Linked DNA regions of Mus musculus: region 2 is linked to region 1. Evidence: chromatin loops called from intact Hi-C (ENCODE). Cell type or tissue: heart. All regions are shown on one strand.

Region 1 (5,000 bases):
GAGAAAGGGAAACAGCTCCCATTCCTTGGGAGCAGGAGGAAAGACAATTAAATGGCAGGAAGTGCAAATGCAGATGGCCTTACATTCAAATCCAAACTCCTCACTCAGTTTGACTCTATCACCCCACCTCTCTGCACGTCACTTTCCTTTTCTGGAAGGAAAGAACACATCCATCCTCAGAGAGGTGCCGGGAAAGCCCAGAGAAAAGGCTTTGAGCACTTGATTCCTTGTCCACCATCTCCCTGAAACCTCCAGACAGACCTATATTCAACAGATATTTACCAAGCGCCTACTCAAGCCAGCACTGCAAGACACAGCTGTGATCAAGACTTTAGCTGGCTTCCATGACATTTTTTTTTTTTTAAAAACCAGATGAAGCAGAGAGAACATCCAAGCAGTCTTCCACCAGATCCAATAAATGGCACAGTTAATAGTCAGCTCTTTCCTCTGGCTCATTTGTCGAGTGTTCCTGCTCTAGGTCTACAAAGGAATCCCCCTGTTCCAACTCTTACCATCCCAAGCTACTTAAACAACGTGGCAAAGAGAGACAAGCCCCAGCCAGGACTCCAAACTCTTGGGTCAAATAGAAACACTGGTACACTTCCTTGCTTTATACCCTTGGCCCCTCTGGACTCCGGTTTTATCATCCATATAAAGGCTGAACCAGAAGGTACACAAGTTGGGCTATCTCAGTCTACAAGACAGCTGCAAGCACTGTCTTCAGTTTCAAAGTGACTGCTAGGAATTAACATGTGGCCATAACACATGGAAACCTTCATTACCTGGCTTTCCTCGGGAAAAACAGAAGCACTTACGACAAGTGGCCGGGGATTCAATACATGGCTTTCACTATGATCACCAGTATGCTTCTTGCTACTCTGTGGACTAGAGACAAAACATGGGAGGCTTCTAAGGAAAGAGGTGGAAATTAAGGGTCCAGGAGCTTCTCTATCCTGCACCTCTCCTTGGCTTCGGCGCTAACATGCTCCACAAAGGATTCAGCTTGCTCTGGGCAGCTTCAAAGATCTAGGCCAGACTTGAGCCATATCAAGTCCACTCTCACCTTGCTTTAGGCGCACACCTTTAATCCCAGCACTCCGGAGCCAGAGGCAGGCAGATTTCTGAGTTCAAGGCCAGCCTGGTCTACAAAGTGAGTTCCAGGACAGCCAGAGCTATACAGATAAACCAAAAAAAAAAAAAAAAGAAAGAAAGAAAGAAAGAAAGAAGATGCCCCCACAGACATGTATAATCTTATACACCAATATTATGGTGGCATTTTTCTCAACTCCATAATATTGAACATGGTTTTCCAGTTTGACCAATAGGATGGTAGAGTCAACCCTTGAGGCAGAAGTGGAGGGTGACTGGGCAGCTGGATGAAACAGCTGCCTTGATATAACTCACTCAGCATGTGTACTGTAGGGCTGAGGCAAGGAAGTCACTCTCGCCAACAGAGACGACATAAACAGGACTTCAGGGATGATAATTAACAAGAAAACATAACTGGGCCTCAAGACATACTGACTTTTAGAGGACATAGGAAGGGGACTCACAAAGGAGAGAAAGATACAAGTCCCGACAGGCCAGTATCAAGTAAGACCATGATGATTCTACAGGATTAGGGCCAGTGATCACGAAAAATAACCCGGACAAAAAGGTCCCAGGCGTCAGCTTAACCCACTTCTTTGTTTTGCCACTCAGCCAACAGCAACATACTCTTTTCCATCCCTTTAACTGTACTTCACTCGCGAGAAGTGGAACCGAACCTACACTGCATCACCTGCAAACACAAGCTTTCTTCAAAAGCGCCTTGTTTTTGAGACAAAGTTTGACTACGTCGCTAGGGCTGATCTGCATCCCGCGTGCCGGGGTTATAGACGTGGGCCACTATGCCCAGTGTGAAGGCACTCTTAAATTCCCGCGGCAGCAGTGGATAGGGTTAGTGTGACCAATAAGCCTCACAGGCCTCGGAGACTGTAACTCACTAGGTCTCAAAGTCAACAAGGTGCAAAACACGGACTCGAGCCAGAGGAGCGTGTGCTGCCCTCACCAACCGCAGGCTGCTTGCTAGCCAGGATCATCCCCATGCCTACTCCAAGGCGGGACGGCTTGGAGAGAAACCGAGGGCTGCAGGCGAGTTGGGGGTGACTTATCTTTGTTTTCCTCTCCCCCAGCGTGCAGCACCTTCCTCGGGGCCCCGCACAAACCACCCGCACTCACCTGGTTCGCTAGCAGGCCAAGCGTCCCCGCGTGAGCAGCCGCGCAGCCGCGATCCGGAAGTCAGCTTCGACTTTCTGGCCCGCCCCCTCGAAATCCTTCTCCTTCCGGGTCGCGGCCTCCCGGTGCCCTGGGTTGCTGTAGAAACCGCGTCCATGGCGGCGCCGAGACTTGTATCCAGCCGCAGCGTGCTGCGTGAGGAGGCGAGCGGCTCCGCGGATTCGCCGATCACTACGCGCACGCCGGTGCCCGCAGTGTCGCCCGGGTCTCCCGAAGTGCTCGTGTCACCCCCGCAGGTCGTCGAGCCGCCGGGGAAGAGCCTATGGGATCAGATCTGCGAGGGTAGGCGCCCCGCCGCTGGTCGGGCCGGGCGGGACGCGGGCGGGACCCGCCGGGACGCGCGTTCCAAGCCTCTGTGCGCCAGGCGGGTGACGCGCGCGGGCGGAGGAGCCGAGCCTTAGGCCCACACGCGGAGAAAGAGGTTGGCGTATGTCTTGGATTCCGGTGCGACCTCAGGCAACAGGCTCGCAGAAGGAAACCCGGTCAGAGAGTTGCGTAGTGTGAAGCTTCAGGGTAGAGACCCGGACCGCCCGCAGATCGCCCGAGGAAGCAGGGAATGAATGAACTCTGTAGACAGGCTCCGGTGATACTCAGGAAGTATTTTGGTGTGGACAAATAGATTTTGATCTCCACTTGCCCCAAAGCCTTTCTGAAGCCCCACAAGCAGGCTAGATCACTTGTTCCTTTGTAGCCCACGAACCTTGGTCATGGGGTCTTGTAATAGTCGTACAGCGGGCATAACAATGGTACCTATGTCGTGGTGTTAGGAGGTAGAACCACGTAGTCACAGATCCTAGGTTACAGGAAGAGTGTTAGTTTTCCTTCATTCCAAAGCCTCCAGATCTCAAAGGCAAGAGACACAGATTCATTCATAATAAGTCCGCTGTCTATCCCTTCTCCCTTTTCTCTCGCCTTTTTGGACTACAGACTGGCTTCCAGCTGAGTATCCTCCTGCCTCAGCCTTCCAGCTACTGAAAGATTTTCATTCTTGTGGCATTGGCTGTCCAATACAACACTAATAGAACGTTCAATAATCTGTGCTGTTAAATGGGTTTGGGGTGTAATTTGGGACTGGCAGACTAGAAGAACCAAATTTCTTATTTTACTTAATTTTGATAAATTTAAATAGCAATATTTATGGAATAGTTCCAGGTCAGTAAATGTTTCGTGAATGGAAACAGTGAATTTGTCAGTGTATAGAGGGAAAAATGGTGACTTGGAAGAAGTGGTGAGTTCAGAGGAAGAAGAGAAGAGTCAGTCAGTCCTCCCAGACCACAGGGCTTGCATTACTCCTTCCCTGTAACCTTTGCTTTAGAGAAAAGGTTTCACCCTGATGTTCTTGTAAGTTCTACCCTTAGGGTCCTTACCCGAGGAACTATCTGCAGCAATATTCAGGTGTCTATATACTTACTGTCTTTCACCCAGAGGATTCACTTTTCCAAGCCAATAGATCTTCATAGTACAGTTTATTGTATAGTTTGATACTTTTCTTATTGCTGTGAAAAATATCTGACAAAAGCAACTCAGAGACTTATTTGGGCTCACAGTTTGAGGATATGGTACATCATCCCAGTGGGGGCTCCTGGCAGCCGGTCCCGTTTGCATCCACAACTAAGAAACAGAGATGGATTCTGGGGCTCAACTCACTTCCTTCCTTTTATTCAGTCCAGGACCACTAGCCCACAGCAGTGTTGCTGCCCCGTCAAATTGGTAATATCACAAGTAGTACTGGGGAAGGTGCTCTTTGAGGGGGATAATTCCTACCTCACAGGGCTGTAGTGGGAACCAAGTGAGATAATGAGAAGATGCTCTGGACTTTGAAAGGCTCAATACATGGTCATAAATATTGATACTTTTTTTTGTCTTTTCTTGTGGAATCAGTTTCTGTGGGGTGTGTTATACCTGGATAAAAGCAAGGACAAAGGGTTTTAGTGCTCTCTGAAAAGCAAGGGAATTGATGTCACTTACAAAATAATAGCTGTTGAGCAATGGGGGTAGAGATGACCTATTTTATACAAGGCCACTGTGACTTCAACCTAGATGACTGTCCTAGTTATTTTTCTGTTGCTGTGATAACACTGACCAAAGGCAACTTGGGGAGGAAAGGGTTTATTTCAGTTTACAGGTTCTAGTCCATTGTTGAAGAACACCAAGACAGGAACTCAAAGCAGGAACCTGAAGCACTGACCTCAGAAGAATACTAGTTACTGGCTGGCTCCCCTGGCTATTACTAAGCCAGCTTTTCTTACATAACCCAGGGCCACCTTCCCAGGGCTTGTATTGCCCACATTAGTGAACAATCAAGAAAATGCTCACAGAGATGCCCACACAGGTCAGTAGGTTTGAAGCGGTCCACCAGTGGAGACTTCCTCAGATAACTCTGGCCTGTGTCAAGTTGACTGCTGAAGCTAACTGGAAGAATGAATAATCTAATTCTGACACATATAACATAGGCTTGTAGAGTAAGCCTTTAGGGAGTGTATTCAGCTTCTTAGAGAAAGCATGATGCTGGGTGTTCTGTGTACATCTGTAATCCTAGCACTTGAGGGGCTGACACTAGAAGACCCAGAGTTTGAGGCCAGCCTGAGCTATATAGACTCTCTCCAAAGAGGCAAGAAAAAGGGCAGGGAGAAAAAGAAAAAGTGTGTATGCTTTCTGGTAAGCTTATCCCTGAAGTTAGTTATTACACTCTATTAGGAAAAATCCATTAAATAATGGTTGCA
Region 2 (5,000 bases), 50 kb before region 1:
TATTGACTACTTTATCTTTATCATACTTGAAACGAACACACCTACTTTACAGGAAGGTTCATCTCAAGAGTTTGTGCTCTTATGTCGCGTTTTGTCTGGCATTTAAGGTTTGTGCAGGTTGTAGGCAGCTGCAGAAGGTGTTACATGTAGTAAAACTTCCTGTGATTTTGCAAGCAAGGGCGGTCCAGTCTATCAGGAGCACCTTGTGACTTACAGAAGAACTGAGAGCAAACCAGAGCAGCTCACCCAACGGATGCACTGGGATTCCTAGACATGCATAGCTGACGAGACCCCAACCTGCTCTTTCATGGCCGTGGACAGAGCTCTTAAAATTGTCTCTTAATGTCTCCTAGGCACCAGCAGGAGCCAACCAAGGACCCTGTCATCCTCAATGCCCTTTTGCACATTTGCAAGACAATGCACGACTCCGTGAAGTAAGCTGCTCTTAAAACTGAATTGCACTGTAGCCGGGGTGCATGGGGCGGGGGGGGGGGGGGGGGGGGGGAGGTCGGTCATCTGTAAGCTGCTGCTGCAAACAGCTTGACCTGGTCTAGATTCCCTAAAACTGGGGCTGGAGAGAGGGTGCACGGAATCAGAGTGCTCTTGCTCTCGTGGTGGACTTGGGTTTGAGTCCTAGGACCCAGCTGTTGGCTCACGATCTCGTGTAACTCCAGTGCCAGGGGATCTGAAATCCTCTTCTCACCTCTACAGATTCCTGCACGCACATGGTGCATGTGAACTCATACACACTCACACACATACACAAAAAACAAGAAAAATTAAAAGAGATATCTGCTCACGGACTGGGGGATGGTTCGGTTGATAATATGCCTGTTGTGCAAATAAGAGGGCCTGGGTTTGGATTCCTGGCATCCATGTAAAAACCAGATGCTGCTGTGCACATCTCTAACCTCACTGGTGGGGATGCAGAGACAGGTGGGTTCCCCCAAGTCAGCCCAGCTATCAGAACGGAGAAGCTCCGGGTTCAGTGAGACCCTGCTCAAAACAGGGGCAGCACAATTGACAAAGACACTTGACATCAGTCTCTGTATCCTCTGCATGCATGTGCGAGCGCACACACCCCTATTGACAAGAACATTCCAGCCCTATAGAGCAAGGAGTATAGACCAACCTTGAGAAGAGAAATGAGATAGCGTATTATTTTTGCAGAGAGGTTTCTATTGGAAGAAGAGGCTACTCTTGTGCAAGTGAATTCCAATTCTGTGTCTCCTAGAGATTTCTTAGAGCAGTAGTTAGTATAGGGACAGCTCACCCAGCCAGTAGCATAGCCTCTTACTTTATCTTACACTTAGCTCGTTATTAAACATGCAAATGACATAGCTTCATTTCTTTTTTAAGAAAATGGTTTATTTTATGCGAATTGGTGTTTTTCCTGCACATGTGTCAGTGTGAGGGTGATGGATGGCTCTCTTGGAGCTGGAATTGCAATCAGTTCTGAGCTGCATTTGGGTTTGAGAATTGAACGTGGCTCCCCAGGAAGAACAGCCCGTGCTCGCAACCGCTGAGCCATCCTTCCTAGCTTTCATTTCTTACATTGCTTTATGTGCCCGGGTTGTTGAAAGCTCAGGTCTAGCCTCAGGCCGAGCCTTTTTATCAGAGGATGAGCTATCCCCCTCTGCGTTTTAGGGTTTTGTGTTTATAATCCAACCTGTACGTTATTTGTAGCTATTTTAGTCTCCAAAGAATTTTTGCCCAGCAGCTCGATTCACTGGGTGGGAGTGTTTTACGGATGGAGAAAGTTGCTTTGGGACTTCATCATCCACAGGATGTGCCCCTCCTATTAATTTTTAGAATCTTTATAACTGTGCCTTCAAATTCATGAGTAGTTATAAAAATCCAAATGTTATCAGTATTGCACTGTTGCCAGGTGCAGCTGCACACACTAGTAATCCCAGCACTTGGAAGACTGAAGCAGGAAGATCACAAGTTCCAAGTCAGACTACATGGTGGGACTTTGTCTTGACAACAACAGTAATAATGCATTTTCATAACAAATGAGCCCAGTAGACTTTAATTGAGCAAAAATAGAAATAAAAGCGCATATGTACTTACATTTGCAAGGTAGTGTTTGGCTCAAGAGACCACAGTGCACACTGATCGCTCTTAGGGACTTCACTCGAGGGTCTAGCTCCTTCTGTGTTGTTGCTGAGCCTTGCTACCCATCTTCCTGCTGGAAGGTGGCCTACCTCACCAGTCCACAGTCTGTGCCTTAAAGAATAGCAGCTTTCTCTGAGGGACAACACATGGAAGAGTCACACTTGACCTGCATCCACTTGATCAGACCTAGCAATGAGGAAGGCTGGATGATGCCGTCTTAAAGAACTAACTACAGGGCACCAAGCTGTACACTTGTAAGCCGAGTTCTGGATGCTTGGGCAGGAGGCCAGCCTGGGTCATATAATGAGACCCTGTCTCAAATACTAAAAACAAAAAGAACCTAGGGCACACTGAATGTCAAAAGAAAACGCAGTATTTGCTGAAACTTATTTTCCCTTATAATGAGCCAAATGAAACTTTCATCCTGTTTATTTTTGTTCCTGGAGATTAAGCCCAAGGCCTTGCCGAGTGCTAGGCCAGCACTCTGCTTCTGATCTCAACCACCAGGGCCACAGTTTTAAAGACTTTAAAAATGAATTTGGAGAACTACTTGTATGTATAATCAAAACGAGACTCAACAATTGGAAATTTGTATTTGTGTTAAATTTTCTGTCAATTATAAATGATATCTGTTTTCAAATGCATGCAAAAATAAGGTGGATTGCTGGGTGGGGATAGGAATGGGTAGTCACAGGGAAACAAACAAGGCAGGGCAGCAGGAGATGGTAGGTGTTTGATGGCGAGGGTCTGGGTGTTTGTTAGTCCTCTGGTGCGTGGTAGAATTTTTTGAAAATGAGAAGATGCCAGGTTTTCTCTGAAATATAAACTCTGATATTAGAGCTTGCTGCCTGAATTCCAAAGAAGGTTGTTTCTCTTGTGCTGTTGATAAAGACACTTTTCAGAACGGCAGGGTGTCTTTAGGGAGAGGAGACAGACATTTGGATTGTGTTCCCTCTGGTTAACACTTCTATCCAAAGATAGACAGGCAGCCTGTTGGGAGTTTCTGCATCTGGGCATTGCACAGGCGCCTCGGCTAGTTAAAGCGCCGGCCTCTGGTGCTCTTCTCTTCAGACGGCTACATTTGCTGCCCCTGGGTTAATTATGCACCATTATTGATCCTAGCGCTCTCACTCTTGAGGATGAGAAAAGGACGCTGGCCCACTTGATCAATGGATTTATAAAAATGGTAAGTCTGTGGGAAAGAAGCCTCAGTTCACTTGGGAGCATGATGTAATGTTTATCCCCTCTGCGCGGAGTGGCTTACAGTGTATTCCCCAGTGCTTTCCATTTTTCCTGAGATAAGATGGAATTAGAAATGTTTGCCAAGGCTCCCCCGGGGGCAGAGAGAGCCAGGATAAGCTGAGTGTGGGGAGGTGGAACAGGGACTTACTGGCTCCTTCGACAAAATGTACTTGAACGTGCCTGGAGAGTGGCTGGACCTGGGGTCTCCTCTGCTCCCACTCCTGTCTGTCATCTTCAGTTCCACCCTCTCCTCCCTTGCTTTCTGTCCCGTGCAGGCTTACTTCCGACCCTGTGGCCTAGCCAGATGGGCTCTTGCACGGTCTGGGACTGGAGCTTTTTGGATTAACTTGTGTACTAGTTATATTTTTCAATTTGGTTACCAAAGACCTGATAAAAGCAACGTAAGCAAGGGAGGGTTTCTTTTGATTCATAGTTGGGGAGTACAGTCCATCAGGATAGGGGTGGTGGTGGTGACGTCACCAAGCTAGGAACTTGAAGCCACGGTCCCTTTGTGTCCACAGTCAGGTAAAGAGAGGGCCAGGGGGCAGAAATGCTTTTGCTTAGCAGTTTCTCCTTATGTAGTTTGGGACCCCAGCCCAAGGAAGACAGACAGGTGCTGCCTACATTTAGGGTCAATCTTTTGATTTTTTGGGGGTTGGGAGGTTTGAGACAGGGTTTCTCTGTATAGTCCTGGCTCTCCTGGAACTCACTTTGTAGACCAGGCTGGCCTCGAACTCAGAAATCCTGCCTCTGCCTCCTGAGTGCTGGGATCAAAGGCGTGCGCCACCACACCCGGCTAATCTTTTGATCTTTATTTCCCCAATCTTGATAATACTTGATAAATATCTCAGAGGCCTGTTTCCCTACCGACTCTAAACTCAGTAAAGTTGACAGTCGTGATTAACCATCACAGCTTGGGAGGCCTGAGAGAGCCCTGGTGACCCAAATCATAAAGACCAAGAATGGAGAGGAAACAGCTGTTCTGTGGATCTCTGGGCAGAATGCCATGTGTGCGTACACGTCCCTTGTATTCATGTACTGCTGCGTGGTAGTTTTCCTAAGTGTGGAAGCCTGGACTAGCTGCGTCCTTCGTTTTTCCTATTTGATGAGTATATAGATGTAAATATTGTATTTTGTTTGTATCTCCCCATCACCCTCCCTCACCTCCCTCCCACTCCTTCCACCCTTTCCCAACAAGTCTGTCTCTTACTTTCATTTGGATTTTTTGTGACCCACTGAGTTCCATTGGCGTTCCTTGCATGAGCTTGGGTATGGAGTTGCTTACTGGAACATGAGCAGACTACCATGAACGCTGCTGACTCCTCCCTCGGCAGCCATCATCTGGCTTGTTCTCTTAGTTTGTTTGTACATCTGTGGGTTGACTGGACATCCTGGCTTCTCCAAAGGGTATCAGCCCATATGGCTCGATGGAGTATCCAGGAGCACCTTGCTGACCCTCCAAGGCTGTTGCTGGATGACTCTATTTTCCCTATCCACTCATGTCTTGTCATCTAGCAGTCTTGTTTTTATAACTCACATCATGCTGTCTTTCACGGGGGGGGGGGGTACAATATGAAAGCTCAAGGCTGCGGAAAGCCAACCTTAGATATATAGTGACCCTTCGCTCTATTCTGCTGAGT

Evidence for each region. Peaks named below come from ENCODE experiments on the same cell type or tissue, not always from the same donor. Only the 100,000 strongest peaks of a DNase experiment are listed, where the experiment ranks them.
Region 2: a loop joins it to region 1, with 1.9 times the contacts of the local background. A loop is called at or near these places in 2 of 42 quality-filtered maps.

What each region holds. Positions count from the first base shown.
Region 1 is chr7:118,853,403-118,858,402 of GRCm38, forward strand. It overlaps Knop1 (lysine rich nucleolar protein 1), which reads right to left and starts at 2,596. Exons shown (of 5, transcript NM_023197.3): 1 at 2,221-2,596. The coding sequence starts at 2,374. It overlaps Iqck (IQ motif containing K), which reads left to right and starts at 2,350. Exons shown (of 9, transcript NM_001374605.1): 1 at 2,350-2,559. The coding sequence starts at 2,373. In heart, no CTCF peak of the experiment used is centred here; a DNase peak (open chromatin) is centred at 2,359; H3K4me3 peaks cover 2,297 bases; H3K27ac peaks cover 1,685 bases.
Region 2 is chr7:118,803,751-118,808,750 of GRCm38, forward strand. Vps35l (VPS35 endosomal protein sorting factor like) reads left to right here. Exons shown (of 31, transcript NM_027815.4): 22 at 354-434; 23 at 3,241-3,304. Among named protein-coding and RNA genes, the nearest start is that of Gm26147, 26 kb to the right of the region's middle. In heart, a CTCF peak has its summit at 2,632; DNase peaks (open chromatin) are centred at 3,471 and 4,351.